Regions from separate parts of the Mus musculus genome. Here region 1 is linked to region 2. The links are chromatin loops, found by intact Hi-C in ENCODE. Cell type or tissue: heart. All regions are shown on one strand. Each heading gives the region's core, and the rest is flanking DNA. Links, peaks and the distances in the headings are about the cores only.

Region 1 (8,627 bases), core at 253-8,252, 560 kb after region 2:
CTGTTCTTGGTTCCAGGGATCCTTTGTCATGGTTTGATGGGATCCATCTGGTTTCTGCAAGATCCTTTCTGCTAGTCTGTGGTCTCACCATCATGGGTGACTGCTGTCATCTTCACGGTGAAGTGTCTGTTCTCCAAGGGTCCTCTGTTCTGGGACTCCGAGGTGACTTGAGAAAAAGTGAGAAAAAAACCCAAAAAACAAAAAACGGTCGTTTCAGCCAAAGGAGACAGATGGACACAAAATGAAGGAAGAGATGTTAGATTCTCACCTTGCCTTTAGTTGCCTGTCGGGTTCAAGTGAGAAACTGATGCTTTGGGGGAAAGGGAAAAACAAACAAACAAACAAACAAAAACCTAGCTACAAATGTTCAGGTTTAGACCCATCAATGAAATTACTGCTTTCAGGGCTGCAGGTAGTTTTGGACAGTAGGTGGTGGAGGTGGACGAAGGCTGAGACAGGAAAGAAATCCAATCTAGAGCACTTCCAAGAACCAAGTCATTGAGAACAAGCCAGAAGGTATCCAGCATAGAAATGAAAGCTTCCTGTAAACCTTTTTAACTCCGTGCTGGAGACTTTTACCCTGTCCCGCATGCAGCCTCTTGTACTGCCTCTCGGTTGTCTGAAGGAGTAGAGAAGAAGAGACCGTGACCCAGATGTTCCCAAGGTCACAGGACGAACATCCTGATGCACCTGCAATGGACACCTGACTTACGTGATTTGGTCTGCTGGCCTGTGGTCAGCTCATCAGCGGAGATCCGCCCGTTCCCATCCTTAGCAGAACTGAGTCAAGAATCCTCCAGCTTGGTGTGACAACAGAGCACTCACGAGAACCTTTAAACAGTCAGAAGGGTGGCCATGGAAAGGGTCTGCAGTGTAGACTTACATTTCCAGGCTACTCTCCTTAGCCTCTTGTGCCTCTAATGTGTCAGCTGTGTACTTATTCCTAGGAGTATTGGGTGAAGCAGGCACTGGAGCACACCCCACCTGACCTCTCATTTCTTATAAGAAGGGGATTTGAGCTTGGGACAGGTGTAGAATTTATTGAGGGTCCAGCTCTGGTGTCTGGCAGCCTAGGGATCAGGCTCAGACTCTCACTGGCTGGCTTTCAGCTTAGTTTCTCCCACTTTTCTGCGGCCACGGGACAGGAACTAATGCTCTCCTTTTCTGTATACTTTGCTCATGATGCTTTAGAAACTCAGACGGAGTATCCCTTGTGCAGAGTGCTTGAGATTGGCATAGGTTGGGATTTGCAATGGGGACAAATTTTGGAATCTTTGCCTATACATGAGATGTCTTGGGTCAGGGCCTAAGTCTATAAAGATATAATTCATTTATGCTTTATATACACAGGATGAAAGGATTTTGATAGTATTTTAGTACACCAGCCCATCACGGAAACTCTGGTGTGGCTATTTCCACTGTGGCTTCACACAGTCACTCAGTGCAGTCCAGATTGGAGATTTCAGCTGGGTTTAGGAGGCTTAGTCGGAAGTGAAGGTCTGCTTGTCCTATCATTACTTCTTCTCGTGTTTGCCCAGCTTGGTTAGCATACAGAGCCTCGTATACAGAATGCCTCTAACCAGAGCACAGGCGGGAGGTTAGCTGAGACTTGTCACCCCTCACTGTCTTGTGTCCTCTCTAATTACAAGTGCACACAGTCCCCTGAAGACTGGAAAGCCCTTGCTGCTATCCTCTGAGCAGTTTGCTGCCCCCAAGTTTGTAATTCTGTCTGGCTCAAGAGTGACTTGAGCTGGTTCCTTCCTCTCTTGCAGTTATTTTTACTCCCTGTGGAGTTTGTTTTGGAAAGGCAGTTTTTTAAAAGTTTCCCTCTCTAACAAGAGTTTTGTTAGATTTTTTTTGTAGACCCAAAACAACAACAACAAAAGACCATTTCTTAAAGATACATACTTAGCTTATTCATTCATGCCTGGATTTGCCTGCTCTCCCTGGCTTTGTCAAAGGGCCATTCTTCCTCGGTGTTTTCCAAAGCTTTCCTGTTTTCAGGAGAGCTTTCTAATAAAACCCCTGAATGCAGTGGTGTGTCTTGCAGCCTCCTGGGCTCGGGGCTTTGGCAATGTAAATGTCCATTAGTTTGGCAAGCAAGAGTTTGCTCCAGCAGGATTTGTTCACAAAAGAGACATGCAGAAAGGTTGTCAGGCTAAAGTGAACTGTGAGGGCAGGCAGCTGGAAGTTGGAAGTGGGGAGAGCATTAGGGGGGGTCCTAGAGAAATCCCTGACTTCTTTAGGAGGCCCATTCCAGAAAGGCAGCCCTGGCTCCACATTATTCGCTTGATTCTCACTGGCCCTAAGGATATCCCAAGCGATTGTCTTCCGACCTGACATCACGGTACTTGTGTAGCTTTCTGTCCAAAGAGTCCTCAACTAGACAGCGTGTGGACTGCAGAGTACCTTAACTGTCTGTAAATAGTAGGCTGAAAGTTTCCTTCAAGTGAGATCGTCTGCTTCCTCACAGACTGCTCTGGGTCACTGTGTTCTGGGAGCCCCTTTGCGGTAATGTCTAGAAACCCAAGACACACCCCTCCTTCTTTCGTGCCAAGGAGATAGAGAGACCTGGGAAAGAGCTGAGGATAGGGCACAGAGTTCTCGATCTCTCCCCCACCAATCCAGCACGATGGGCAAGCCTAGTCTGTTCACCCCATGCCTTGAAATCAGAATGTTGTCTGTGATCCTTTCAAACGTTGAGCATTTTGTGTGCCTGTGTCGCTGAGAATGGAAGAACCACACACCAAGTTTAGAGGAGTGCAGCACCTACGTCCTGAAGCCAAACATCCACATTTGCCTGGGACTGGGAGGTTTCCCAGGACATAAGGATTTTTCATTCCCAGTAAAGTTTTCAGACAAGATGGTCACTTTAGAGACATCAGACTTCCTGACACCTTAACACGGGCGCCACACCCAGTGGGCTTCCTGCTGGAGTCTGACTGTTGGGATAACTATTCCAGTAAGAGGGGTAAATATATAAGCCATGTTTCTCAAAGATAACACCGTGAAGCCCTGGGCTGATTCACTCTGCTTCTGGTTAACGTGTACAGGTAGGAAGCTCCCACACATGTGACAGGAACCTGTGGGAAAGGATGAATAATCCCCGACACTCACCACCAAAAGAGGAAAATTAAAAATAAGTATCTGGGTGAATATATATATATATATATATATTCGTATTCAAGTCACTTTTATCTCTATTCTGCAACCAGAAGCTTCCTCTGTCTTGGATAGGCTGCCACCGTGTGGCCCTAAGCAGGCATGTGGGAAAGTAGAGGAAAGCACAGAGATGGGAATCGCCTCAGGCAACAATCAGTAGGGAAGGCAATGAGCTCAGTGCTTGTGCAAAGACTCAATTATATTGTCCAGGGCCTGGCTTCCCCTGTGGACCAGGATAATGCTCCTGGACTTGCCGCACCTCTCCAGCCCTAAACATTACGATTGCCACAAAGTTCACACATATAGAAGCTGAGGCTGGAGCTAAGTTACTCTTTCACAGTGACCTGGCACAGAGCCAGATCTCAAACCTGAGTTGGTTGGCCGTAAAGCCCTTGGCCTCCACACCAGGCATACTGGAGGGGAACCATCACAAATGGAAAAGGGGGGGATGGGATGGCCTGCGGGAGCCAGCTCTTCTGGAAGAGGTAAGCCTGACTAATTTAAAGGATGGATGGGTGCATCAGGAGAGAATCCAGAATCCAAGGTGTGGAACCCAGAGCAGAGAGGGAGAAATAGGATCCTCTGCTGAGGTAAAGGTTAATGGAGGAGACAAGTTATGAAGTAGCCAGTGAGGCATGAGTAGGAACCCGAAAACAGCTAGGAACGGGAGGCCGGTGGACAGTGTGCTCAAAGTCCTTACACTGTAGACTGCGTCTTCTAGCAGCAACGAGTACCTGTGTGGCTGTTGACTTAACACTTGTGAAGCATTCAATCCACTTTTGATTTATTGGTGGAAGTTCTGTGAACTGTGCGTTCGGATAACCCCATTACATATAGGAGGAAACAGCCAAAGAGAGGTGGCCGCCATAATAAAAAAGGGACTCACAGCTTGAGGGAAAACAGTTGCTTTTGGTGGAAAGAGCCATCCTCAGTCTGTCGGTGAGAGGCAGTAAGGGAAGGTGTTTGAAGTTGGGGCAGCTCAAGGACACAGAAGGCGAGGGTCTCAGTGTTGGTGATCTGGCTGGTATTTGTGTTGAAAGTCTCCTCCCCATGACAGGGATGGTGGCATCATCCAGTAATTCCAAACTCTGGCTTTATAGGCAGAAACCTGAGGATGACAAGTTCAAGGCTTGCCTTTGGTACAGACAGAGTTCAAGGTCAACATGGACAACTTATCGAGACCCTTTCTCAAAAATAAAAAGTGAAATGAAGTGTGTGTGTGGTGGGGGGGGGGTCTAGTTAACTAGTAGAGTACTCGTCTAGTATTCGTGAGGCTCTAAACTCTACCCACAGTATTAGAAAACAACAGAAACAGAGGAAGCGGGAGGAACTGGAGAGGCAGCTCAGTGGTTAGGGACATTGGCTGCTCAGGTTCCCTCCCAGCACAAACATGATGGCTAAGCCAGCCATAACTCTAGTTCTAGGGGGATCAGATGCCCTCCTCTGACCCTTAGGGCAGCAGGCACACACGAGGTATATATACATGCAGGGAAAACACATATAAATAATCATATACATAAAATAGAATAGATATCAGAGAGAGAGATAGAGACACTTCCTGCCACCTGTGAGGGTTGGGACCCACCTTTCCATCTCCATGGAGAGAAGGGGGATGGACTTGAGAGGAGTAACCATAGCAGCCCAGGTATTCGCTTGCCCTTGTTCCAGTAGGGGGTCCTTCCCAGACTACCAGCCTCAGGCAGGTCAGTTCTCTCTCACCCACACTTTCCTTACCTGGCACATGGAGTTTATACATTTGTTTTTCCTCTTGTTGCACAGTATAGACTTGAACAGCGTGGAGTCTAGGACCATCCCGGGGTACATCGGGAGAATCTAAAAAAGACCGGGACTCGGAAAAAGTTTCCAGTGATCATGGAACCAAGTGTGCGTCTTTTGAAAAGTCTCCTTGTCCACACCTCGCATGAAAATTGTTAAAGTCACGTTTGCTTTGTGAGGACAGGGCGTGTTGTTCAGAATGCTTCACAGGAGCAGTCCTCTGCTGACAGCTTTGCCTTTATGGATGGCGCGCCATACTGGCAACAGAGAACGCACGCACGCATGCAGTACATTATTGTGTTTTGACACCGGGGAGAGAGCACATCCACAGACATTTTTGTACACTATCCTGTTAGAAATGTGCTTTGTGTTAATCCCCTACTGTGTCTAGTTTCTGAATTAAACTGTATCGTAGGAAAGTATATAGAGGTAAAGCAGTCTAGATAGGGTTGGGTGTCACCCATGGTTTCAGACACTTTTGAGTAGAACCCTCATGGATAAAGGGGGCACTTCTGCGTGTGGTTGGATATCTTGAGGGTCAAAGTTCCAGGGGAAAAAACTCAGCTGGCTTTGAAGACAGGTGATTGACTTATGTGTCTGAAAGCCTGAGTAAGGCGTGATTGAATTAGGACATCCAGTGCCCACTTTTCTGTCTCCCATTGTACACTGGCAAGATGGCCATCAGAGCTCAGCAACCCCATTCCTCATGAACCTCATGGTTTCCTCATCCTGCAGACACAGTCCCTTCCATCATCTATGGTGAGCATGTGACAGAGAATAAGAAGCTCTGATTGGTCATGCTCAAGACCACGTGCTTCTCCCACATTTGCATAGGAACTGAAACTGGATAGACACAGTTCTATAAACCACAAAAGTCAGAGGGGAAAAAACACAAAACAAAACAAAACAAAACAAAAACAATAAACAACAAACCAACCAGTGGGGATGCAAAGCAGCCAACCAGCAGGTAATTAGAGCCACCAGGATCTCCTTCCACCAGGAACAGTATCCCTGCCTCAAGGTTGCTGCTCCCAGTATTGGCCTGTGACAGCTGAGAGATGGTAGATGTCTGATCCCTTTGTCCTTCCTAAGACCGTGTAAAGTGGAGAAAATGGCCAGAAGGACGCTGGGAGACAGGATGATAACTTTCTGGCTCAGCTCAGGGAACAGCCATGGAAGGAATTGGGTCCTCACTTCAGGCCAGCTTGCTCACAAAGTTCAAGGCAACCTTAGCTCCAGCTTCAGTCTTCAGCCAAGCATGGAATTCCACAGCAAGTGCAGAAGCAGAACAGCAACAGAAACTGTCCTAAAGTGTCTAGGAGGGAGGCCAGGAAGCAGTCATGTGACGACATTCTATGAAATCACGTGAATGTCTCAGATGAACCCCTTCTTCTCCTTTCTTGTTACCTTCCTTTTTATCCTCCCCTGTGTGTGATATTTCTAAGGCATTTCTGGATTTAATTATTGAAACAGTAAAGAATTGGGAGGGTCTTACTGAGGATCCTGGGACTCAGAATAGGGCTAGACAGCTGTGCTGGATGGTTTTGTATCCACTGGACAGAGTCATCTGAGAAGAGGGACCCTCTATTGAGACCATGCCACCATAAGATCAGGCTGTAGTCTAGTCTGTAGGGCGTATTCTTAATTAGGAATTAATGGGGGAGGGCCCAGGCCATTGTGTGTGGTGCCATCCCTTGGCTGGAGGTCCTAGGTTCTATAAGAGAACAGGCTGAGCAAACCCTCTGTGGTCTCTGCATCAGCTCCTGCCTCCAGGTTTCTGCCATGTTTGAGTTCCTGTTCTGACTTTTCTCCATGAGGAGCACTGATGGAAGGGTAAGCCATATTAACTCTTTTTCTCCCCAGTTTGCCTGGTCATGGATAGTAGCCCTGACTAAGACAACAGCAGAGGAAATGATCAACCCGGAATCTAAGTCCGCTTAAACTTGGGGTGTTGGTTTATTATGTGTAAATTCCTCCCCTCCTCCCTTGAAAATATAGATGGTTTTCAGGGTTACCCCGATCTCCTCCCAGCAAGAGGTGATTAGGTTCCACAGCACATCTGACTTTGGTGTCTCACTGGGTTTCTCCAGGCTTTCTCCTCTGCTGTGCCCCACACAGTAAGGTTGATGTCCCCAACCACCAAGGCAGTCCATGGTGACAAAGGTTAAAAGACAAAGTAGGCGAAGAGAGGGAAAGTATTGTCAGCAAGCGGGCCAGGTGACTTAAGTGAATCTGAGCAATTCGAGGTGGTGGCTGGCTCTCCTTTAGTTATAACTGTAGACGGAATAGCTAGTTCCCTTGTTAAGGACAGACCTTCAGTCTGTGTCACACCGCACCCAGCCCCTGCTCACACGAGCTGGCTCTGTGCGTTCATTAAGAGTAGCCTGTCTCCCTTCCCCACACACTTCCTTTAAACTTCTATTGCTATTCTTAATTTTATCATATTCCCTTCCAAAGTCAAGTAATATTCTACTTGGTTGAAAGTGCGTTTTGCTGTGTCTGTCCTCACTGTTTTGGTATTTTCACTGTCAACTTCTCTAGTTTTATTTCCTTCTTGGCCTTCTTTTCAAAACAGTTGTGCGTGTGAGTGTGCGCATACATGCATATAAGTACTCAAGGAGGCCAGAAGAAAGCATTGGGTCCCCTTGAGTTGTAATTACAGATGGTTATGAACAGCTGGGACCTGGAATCCAGTTCTGTGGAAGAGCAGCCTGTGCTGTTAACTGTCGAGCTGTCTCTCCAGGGTGACGTCCCCAACCACCATGGCGGTCCATGGTCATAAAGGTTAAAAGACAAAGGCGGCCAAGGGAGGCAAAGTTTTGTCAGTTACTACTAATGTAGTTTCGATTCAATTCTAATTTAGGAAATTTGGTTCTTTTGAGAAAGGAAAGAGTTGTCAAGATTGTTGTTGTTGTTGTTTCTACGTCATACACTTCAAAATGCTTCTTGGGAATAGTTTAAACCTCCTCAAGCCCATGACTATGGCAGCAGACCTCGCCTGTGTTCCCAGCATCTAGATGCTTTCTAATTAAATTTTTACTCCACTCCCTGGACTTACGTTCCATTTTGCAGATAGAGAAGCAGGATCACAGAGTGTGTCGACTACACAGGCTTGCCATAGCTAAAAGATGGTGGAGCAAGGAGTGGGTCGCTGGTGTTTGTCTCTCTTCACCCTCCTGGGCCACCTCCCCCTAAAGGATCAGGGAATCCAGACATCAGCGTCCCATGAAGGACTCTCGGTATTTCTTATGAGGAGTTATTTTCTCATTCCCGAGGAGGGGATGGCAGGGATTAGGTGGAGAAAATTGTGGCACTGGCTAACTCTTGATTTATGGGAGAAGATAAATTGGCACCAGACAGGGAAATCCCTGGCTTTGGGTAATCTGGGGGAGGTCTGTGTGATCTCCGAAAGCCAGAGCGTTTATTGGACAGATAGTGTTTTGATGCAGTTCTCTGGAGACAGCGGGCATTGGAAAGTTGAAATGGACCTTTAGACTTTCAAATGCATCTCCAAGGAGAATGACAAGGTGGCTTGAGACTGGAATGTCCACTCACCTAAGTCTGCAGGCCAGCAGTGGGACCACCTCCAGCCCTTCAGGTTTTGGTTGTTCCAAGACTTACATAACAAGATTAGAAATGTACAATATCTTTTCTCAAAAGAAACGAGTGCAGTTGTATGTTGCCATCCC
Region 2 (8,627 bases), core at 197-8,196:
ACCCATTATGACTTTCACTTGCTGAGAAGAGAGCATAACTTTTAGTTTGCTTATGTGTATAAAACACAAAAATTCTCACTTTTTGTTTACAAGATTGATTCTACTTATGTCTACTTACAAGATTGTATTTCTGCATAAACCCACTTTCCAGCGTCCATTCCACATTCCTGTAGATTTCACTGCAGCTCTTGGTCTAGTATGAGCCCAAATTCTCATGCATAAAACACAGAATCCTCATACATAAACAAACAAACAAACAAACAAACCATATTACCTAGTGATACTGAGCCTCCTCTCTAATATATTTGACCCAAGTCAAAGTGCAGTATCTCAAGTCTTAAGGCCTCTCTAGAGTCTTGAACTGGTCACACTAAGCTTTCCAGAGAGAGAGAGAGAAAGAGAGAGAGAGAGAGAGAGAGAGAGAGAGAGAGAGAGAGAGAGTTCAGTTGGCCTAGTTCTTACTGTGTGTGTGTGTGTGTGTTTTACATCCCTACCACAGTTTCCCCTCCCTCCTCTACTCCCAGCCCCCTTCCCAAACCTCCCCTCTCCCTCCTCTCCACTCCTCCTCTATTTCTCTTCATAAAAGCGCAGGCCTTCCACGGACATCAGCCAGCCGTGCCATATCAAGTTACAGTACTACCAGGCACCTCCTCTCCTATTAAGGCTAGACAACCCTGGATGCAGAGAGGGTATCAAGCGCAGGCATCAGAGTCAGAGACAGCCCCTCCACTTGCTGTTAGAAGTCCCACATGAAGACCAAGCTCTACAACTGTAACGTGTGCAGAGGGCCTAGGTCAGTCCTTTGCAGGCTCCCTGGTTGGCAGTTCAGTCTCTGTGAGCCACTATTGGCTCAGGTTTGTTAATTTTGTGGGGTGTGTGTGTGTGTGTGTGTGTGTGTGTGTGGTGTCCTAGACCTCTCTGGCTCCTACAACCTCCCCCAACACCTGCATCTTCTGCAGGATTCTCCACACTCCACCCTATGTTTGGCTGTGGGTCTCTGCATCTGTTTCCATCAGCTCCTGGGTGAAGCCTCTCTGATAACAGTTGGGCTACACATCGATCTATGAGTAGAGCAGAATATCATTAGGAATCATTTCACTGACTTTTTTTTTCATTTGCCAGTTATGTTTGATTCTATCCTAAGTCTTTGGGCTCTCTAGCTTCTGGCTCCTAGCTCTCCACGCAGTGTCGGGGTGGGCTCCCTCTCATGGCATGGGTCTCAAGCTCGACCAGTCATTGGTTGGCCACTGCCACAATTTATCCCACCTTTACCCCAGCACATCTTACAGGCAGGATGAATGGAAGTGGTGGAAGGTTTTGTGGTTGGGCTGGTGTCCCAGTCTCTCTAGTGGAAGTCTTGCCTGGTTACAGTAGATAGCTGGTTTAGGCTCCATAGCTCCCAGTGCTAGGGTTCTTAGCTTGAGGCACCCTTGTTGATTTCTGCAAGTTTCCATTGCTCTGGGTTTCTAACTCATCCCAGAGATGCAACCCCCCATTCCAGTTGAGCTCTCCCAGTTCTCTCTATCTCCTCTCTCCTCTCTCCTCTCTCCTCTCTCCTCTCTCCTCTCTCCCCTTCTCCCACTTGGACCCTCCTGTTTCCACTGCCCTCCCTCAATCCAGGCCCCTTCCCCATCTACCCTCTATGTCTACTCTAGCTCCCCTTCACAGTTATATTTAGGCATCCTTCCTTGGGCCTTCCTTGTTACCTAGCTTCTCTCAGTCTTTGGATTGTAGTATGATTATCCCTTACTTTATGACTGATATCCACTTATAAATGAGAACATACCATGTTTGTCTTTCTGGGTTTGGGTTACCTCACTGTTTTAGTTAAAGTTTCATTGCTGTGAAGAGACACCATTACCAAGGCAAGTCATATAAAGGAAAATATTTAATTGGCTTACAGTTTTAGAAGTTTAGTCCATTATTGTCATGGCAGGAAGCATGGTGGCACGCAGGCAGACATGGTGCTGAAGGATCTGAAAGTTCTACATGTGGTCCACAGGCAGCAGAAGGAGACTGTGAGACTGGACATAGCTTGAGCTTATATAACCTCAAAACCTGCCTCCACAATGACACACTTTTTTCAACAAAGCCACACCTACTCCAATAAGGCTGGTGTACGGCAGCTTGGTAGCAGAGGGTCGGGTCAGCTCTTCTGCTCTCTTGCCTCTAGGGCCAGCTCTCCCATGATGCCCAGGTGAAGGGTGGGGCCAGTTCTGCACAGCCCTCAGACATCAACATGAGAGTCTGTCCAGGCCTGCCTGGTGCCAGACTGGTGGTGGTCTCAGGCTAGTTCCCTGTCCCTGATGCTGGACTGGTGGTGGTCTCAGGCTTCCCCCTTCCCCCTTTTTTTCAAAGAAAGTTCGGCTCTAATAAGATGTGCCTAGGTCAGAACATTGAGGATAGACATCGCCTCTCTCCTCTCTGCCACCCTCTGATGCACATGTGACAAAGCAGCCACACCTGTAATGCCTCTAGGGGCAGGTCCCTTTGGACTTATGACATGTCCTTTGCCTTACAGAAGCTTTCTATTTTCATGAGGTCCCATTTATTAATTGTAGCTCTTCGTCCCTGCATGAGTTGGTGTTCTCTTCAGGAAGTTGTCTTCTGAATTCCATGCCGATGTTCAGTGTATCAGGCTTTGTGTTGAGGCCTGTGATCTACATGGACCTGAGTTTTGTGCAGGGTGATGGCTATGGATCTATTTGCATTTTTGTCACTGTAGTCTTGACTTTATTCTTTCTTTTTAATTTCTGAGTTTTAAAAATGTATTTACTTTTATGTTAGATATTTTCTTTATTAACGTTTCAAATGGTATCCCCTTTCCTGGTTTCCCCTCTGAATACCCCCCTATCCCATCCCTCCTCCCCCTGCTCACCAACCCACCCACTCCTGCTTCCCTGTTCTGGCATTCCCCTACACTGAGGCATCGAACCTTCACAGAACCAAGGGCCTCTCCTCCCACTGATGACCGACAAGACCATCCTCTGCTACATATGCTGCTGGAGCCATGGGTCCCTCCATGTGTACTCTTCGGTTGGTGGTTTAGTCCCTGGGAGCTCTGGGGGTATTGATTGGTTCATATTGTTGTTCCTCCCATGGAGCTGTAAACCCCTTCAGCTCCTTCAGTCCTTTCTCTAGCTCCTCCATTGGAAGCCTGTGCTCAGTCCAATGGATGGTTGAGAGCATCCATCTCTGTATTTGTCAGGTACTGTCAGAGCCTCTCAGGGGACAGCTATATCAGGCTCCTGTCAGCAAGCACTTGTTGGCATCCACAATAGTGTCTGGGTCTGGTGACTGAATATGGGATGGATCCTCAGGTGGGGCAGTCTCTGGATGGCCATGCCTTCAGTCTCTGCTCCACACTTTGTCTCTGTATCTCCTCCCACGGAATATTTGCATTCTTCCAGCTAGACCAGCACCATTTGTTGAAGATGCTTTTCCCCCATTGAATAATTTTGGCTTTTTTGTCAAAATTCAAGTGTCCATAGGTGTGTGGGTTTACTTCTGGGTCTTTGTGATTCCATCAATCAACCTGTATGTTCTTATGGAGTTTTTGTTACTATAGCTCTGTAGTACAGCTTGAAATTACAGATGGTGATATCTCTGGAAGTTTTTTTTTTTTTTTTTAATTGAGCAGGATTGTTTTAGCAGTCCTGAGTTTTTTGTTTTTCTTATATGAAATTAAGCATTGTTCTTTCAATGTCTATATAATGTATTTTATTTATAGGAAAAACTATTAGAAAAAATAGGCATTAGACATAGAAATTGAAGCCAATTCTACCAGGCAAGCACCTAGTACTATTTTGTAATTCCGTTCATAGCAACCTCCTGCCTTTTAGCACTAGGTGGCAGTGTTGGCAAATATTTTATAAGAAGAAAGCATCTTTCTGTCTTAGAAACTAGATTCTGCCATTGGAAGTATCTCTAGCAAGTAACACTTGCTGGTGTCCCTTAGATTAGATAAGTGCCCGTGCATACACGTGTACACACACACACACACACACACACACACACACACACACACACACACACACACGCGCACACGCACACACACACACACACACGCACACACACCAGTAACATCCAATGTTAGGCATCTGACCATGATTCTACCCTAACTGGAATTGTTTTTCTCTCCTTCTATTTAATTCATTTGCCTCATCCTTTGTTGCTGAAGAGGCCAGATGACCAATGGCTAAGAATATATATAGAAAGAGATGCTATAATATAGATGTTATAACATAGGATGAAATGAAAAATAATAAAGAAAGAGATGGTCTGGATTTAGCACGGACCTGAAGTGTGTGCTGCATTACAGGTGCGAGCCTTTCTAAGTATCTAAACCCCTGGTGATAATCAAAGCATCCAATCTAACAGGCAGCTGTGAACTTAAACGGGCAAGCATTTTTGGCATAATGTCAATAAGCAGTTGTTCTTATTAAGACTATCTTTCAGTTTAACTATCATTCCCTCTCGGACCCTTTCCTGGGTTCTTAGCCTAGGGCTTACCTCCTACGTGCGATTCATAGCACCCTATCCTTGCCCTTCAGAACATGAGTTGTTTGTGGTAATTTGCGTCTGCCTTCAGCACTAAGCTGTAAGTCTTTTGAACCCAGAGAAGAGCTTTATCTATTTTGCTCACTACAGTTCTTCTTCCCGAGTAATGTCATAGTGACTGGGACATGCAAGGACTTAAAGTTAAATGTGAAGAAATAACTTTACAAATACACCTCACTAATATTATGCAGATTAAATCTCTAACCTCTTGAATCTTTGACAAAGCAAAGCTTCTTACAAAAGATATATATGCTGAACATTTATTAATTAAGTAGCCTTTGGTCTATACTCCAGGGAAGTATGTGGTAGTATTTGATAGCCCAGAAGTTCAATTGCTTCCTTCACTGAAGCAATAAAGGTTTCCTTTACTTAAACCAATATTTCTTATTAAAAAATGTATATTGTGATATTATTTCTGCAATCCCAGTAATCCTTCCTTCCTTCTTTTCCTTCCACCTTTCCTTCCTTTACTCTCCTTTCCTCGTTTCTTGGTATATTGAGGATGAAACCCAGCGTCCCTCACATTCTATCTGTGCTGGACATCCAGCTCTATCAAGCATTTTCAATATACTAGAGAATGTAGTATGCAAACTAGCTCTGTTGGAGAGGCCCAGAAGTCAATGAATCCTTGGCTAAGAAATATGCTCACTATGTAAATACCAATTCTGAGTATTGCATTCTCTTCAAGGGAAGAGCTGTACTCGAAGAACTTAAAGTTTTCTAATATTTTATCAAGGTCACGGACAGACTTATTGACATTTTTTCAAACCAATCCGGTGTATGTCCTATTCATTTTCTCAACCAGAAAACATTTGAGTATATCATTTCAGAGCCCTTAAGGTCCCTGAGCAAGCAAGAAGGCACAAGAACAGCTACGGGAAATACTAGAGAAAGGTCGGTTTACTTCTGAACAATGATGTTTTGGGTTTCCAACTCTTTCTCCCACTCTGAAAATGGGGAGGCGTTGTTTTGTGGGTATGGTGTACACTGTACAGACCATCTAGACTCCCACCCTCCCTGCCTTGTTGATAAAACTTTAAACCGTTCTGTTAGTAGACGTGTCCTTTCCTTTGCTCCAGTCATTCTTTACTAGTTGTACTTAACCCCACTACCTGGCAGGATGCTGAGACCATTGCTTCATTGCAGATGAATCCCATCAACCACCCACGATAAACTGTGGGCTGCTGGCTGTATTATGTGACCGCTTTTGATAAATCGGTCAGTCTTGTGAAATAGTTCCCTGAAACGAAGTTCTGGAACTCATCGGCTATCTTCTCTGACAGTCGTATCTTCTCCCAGCGCTCAGATTTCCCAAGCAGCTGGGGGAAGGGCCCACATCCTCCCACAGTGCATGCTCTTGGCAAATTCAGACGTGTGAGCTTTTGGCACTAAAGTTATGCTCCTTTTGCTCTGTGTTAGCTCAGGGCTAAGAAATCTCTTGGGGGCGAGTAAGCTTTTAAATGTTAGAGGACAAACTGTTCCAGGATCCGTGTGCATTTAGCAATTTGCGAGAACGGCCACTGTCCCTTATCACTGCATTTACGTTTGCAATGCTCGAGTGGTGCTTTGTCTTCTAGGAGTGGGGCTGGAGGCTGACATTGTCCTCTTTTCCTGTCCGTCTGGTGCTGAGATCTCCCTCTTGGTTCCGTCTCCACCCGGGAATGCAGCATGGCGTCTGGTTAAGTCAGTGTGTAGTTTTCAAGTTTTCTTTACTCCATGGTCATGAACTGTTTAGCAATGTAAACACCTTCCGAGAACTGTGTCAGTTGTGCCACTGCACGAACACCAGAGAATGCAGTTATGCAACTTGCATCCCCCAGCTCAATCCTGCGATGCGCTTTCATGATGTAAACAGGGAAGGTCAATGGTTTTAAAAAAATGCCTATGGTATCAGCACTCGGGGAACCAAAGCAGGAGATTTACAAGGTCTAAGCCTACCTGAGTTATTTAATGAGAGCCTATCTCAGGAAGAGGGAGGGCAGGGGAAGCCGGTGATGCGTAGTGCTGTGGGCAGTCTAAAGCGTGTCTGCGCTTCAGTAACTTCCAAACACTTTCATTTTCAGTGCTGGTGACTGAAACAAGAGCTTTGTATGTGCTAGGTTGGTGAATCCACCAAGCCACACCCATTCTTGAACAGTAGTTGTTAGGTTTTAAAATATTTATGTATTTATGTATGTATGTATGTATGTATGTATGTATGTATTTATGAGTTTTTTAAATGTAGGAGTGTTCTATCTGCATGTATACCTGCATGCCAGAGGAGGGCATCAGATGGCTTTATAGATGGTCATGAGCCACCATGAGGTTGCTGGAAATTGAACTCAGGACCTCTGGAAGAGGTTCTTAATTGCTGAGACATCTCTCCAGCCCAGTAGTAGTTGGTCTCCCCCCCCACTCCCCGTGTGTGTGTGTGTGTGTGTGTGTGTGTGTGTGTGTGTGTATGTGTATGTGTAACCAGCTCTGCAACACCTGCTGTTATTGTCATCATTGTTATTTAATGAATAGGAGTGCAGTCCAAACTACTTATAGAAAGTGTATGCCTTAGTTTGCTGTGAAGAGACAACATAACCAAGGCAACTCTTATAAAGGACAACATTTAACTGGGGCTGGCTTACAGTTTTGGAGTATATTGTCATCATAGCAGGAAACATGGCAGCATGCAGGCAGACATGGTTCTGGAGGAGCCAAGAGTTCTACATATTGATCTGAAGGCAGCAGAAGGGGACTGTGTCCCCCAAGGCAGCCAGGAGGAGACTTTATTCCACACTGGGCAGAACGTGAACATAGGAGAACTTAAAGCCCATCTACTTAGTAACACACTGCTTCCAACAAGGCCATACTTCCTCCTATAAGGCCACACCTCCTAATAGTAGCACTCCCCATGTCCCAAGCATTCAAACACATAGATCTATGGGGGCAAAACCTATTTCAACCACTATAGTGTAGTATAGTAAATACATAAACCAAGACATGATCATCTATTATTATCACGTATGAAGCACTGTGCATCATTGGATGTGTGATACATTTATATGACAGACAGAATGGGTTTGGTTTCCCCAGCATCACTACAGACACATGAGTAATGCATCACTGTGGCCTTACGCTGGCTGCAGTACTCCGTGACTATGCTTGTTCAGTTCTTTTCTAAACGTGTGGGCCCTCTGTTGTACCTGTGTTCAATCACAGACATTGTTATATGGCCATCACTACATGTGACTCAAGGTGCTTTGCTGTGGAAAGATCTGTGTAACTATGATTTGCACCCCAGAATTCCTGGAAAGGGATTAACATGCATCCTGCAAACAGAGCCAGGTTAAAATCCTCAACAGTGACACCCCATTCATAAAATTTGAGTCTTCCAGCCAATGTAGGTGAACAGGCTTGAAAAGTAATATCTCATTTGTTTCTTAATTTGGTTAGAAGTTTGGGCTTCACTTCTACTCCCACAAAAGTCATTAGTCAGCTCTCATCCCAAAAGAGTGCTTTCCAAACCTTGCTGCATCTTAAAAATACCTTAACTAGAGAGTTTGCAACTCCTGATGCCTACAGACTATACCCAGTACTAATTAAATCTGAATCTTCCAGACATCAGTAAGTTTTGCAAATCCCTCCATGAATTCAATGTGCGGCAGAGTCTGAGAACTTTACACCGAAGCAACCACGCATGCTCTACCACGTCATTGAGCTCCGTTGCCTCTGTAGCTCAGCGGCTCTCAGCCTAGCTGTTCATCAGCATTGTCCTTACAAAAAGTCCCATTCTGATTCATCACATGAGGGGCACATCAAAAAATATTGAGCTGCTTCCCCAGGTGACTTCTACTATCAGCTAGTGGAGAATCACCTCATCCTCAGATCATTTTAAAAAGTAGTGCGATGTGAGTCCCTTAGCATTTTCTGGCAGTTAAGAGCTCTATACACGATTCAAATTCTTGTTAATCAGTAACTTCATAAGAACCCATGGTGAAGGCTTGTTCGATAAAATACAGCTCTATCAAGTTTGTTTTGTGTATTTATAAGTGCTTCCGCACAATATTTGGAATGGATAATACAAATTTACCACCTAC

Evidence for each region. A loop is a pair of places that touch in the nucleus more often than their neighbours do. Peaks named below come from ENCODE experiments on the same cell type or tissue, not always from the same donor. Only the 100,000 strongest peaks of a DNase experiment are listed, where the experiment ranks them.
Region 1: a loop joins it to region 2, with 4 times the contacts of the local background. A loop is called at or near these places in 19 of 42 quality-filtered maps.

Annotation. Positions count from the first base shown.
Region 1 is chr11:35,404,530-35,413,156 of GRCm38, forward strand. All of the region lies in intron 4 of Slit3 (slit guidance ligand 3), which reads left to right. Among named protein-coding and RNA genes, the nearest start is that of Gm46277, 120 kb to the left of the region's middle. In heart, for the core only: a CTCF peak has its summit at 3,263 (motif pointing left); a DNase peak (open chromatin) is centred at 3,422; H3K27ac peaks cover 1,948 bases; H3K27me3 peaks cover 558 bases.
Region 2 is chr11:34,839,870-34,848,496 of GRCm38, forward strand. It overlaps Gm22022 (a small nucleolar RNA gene), which reads right to left and starts at 2,485; the gene lies at 2,359-2,485. In heart, for the core only: a CTCF peak has its summit at 3,837 (motif pointing right); a DNase peak (open chromatin) is centred at 5,892; H3K4me3 peaks cover 967 bases; H3K27ac peaks cover 729 bases; H3K27me3 peaks cover 232 bases.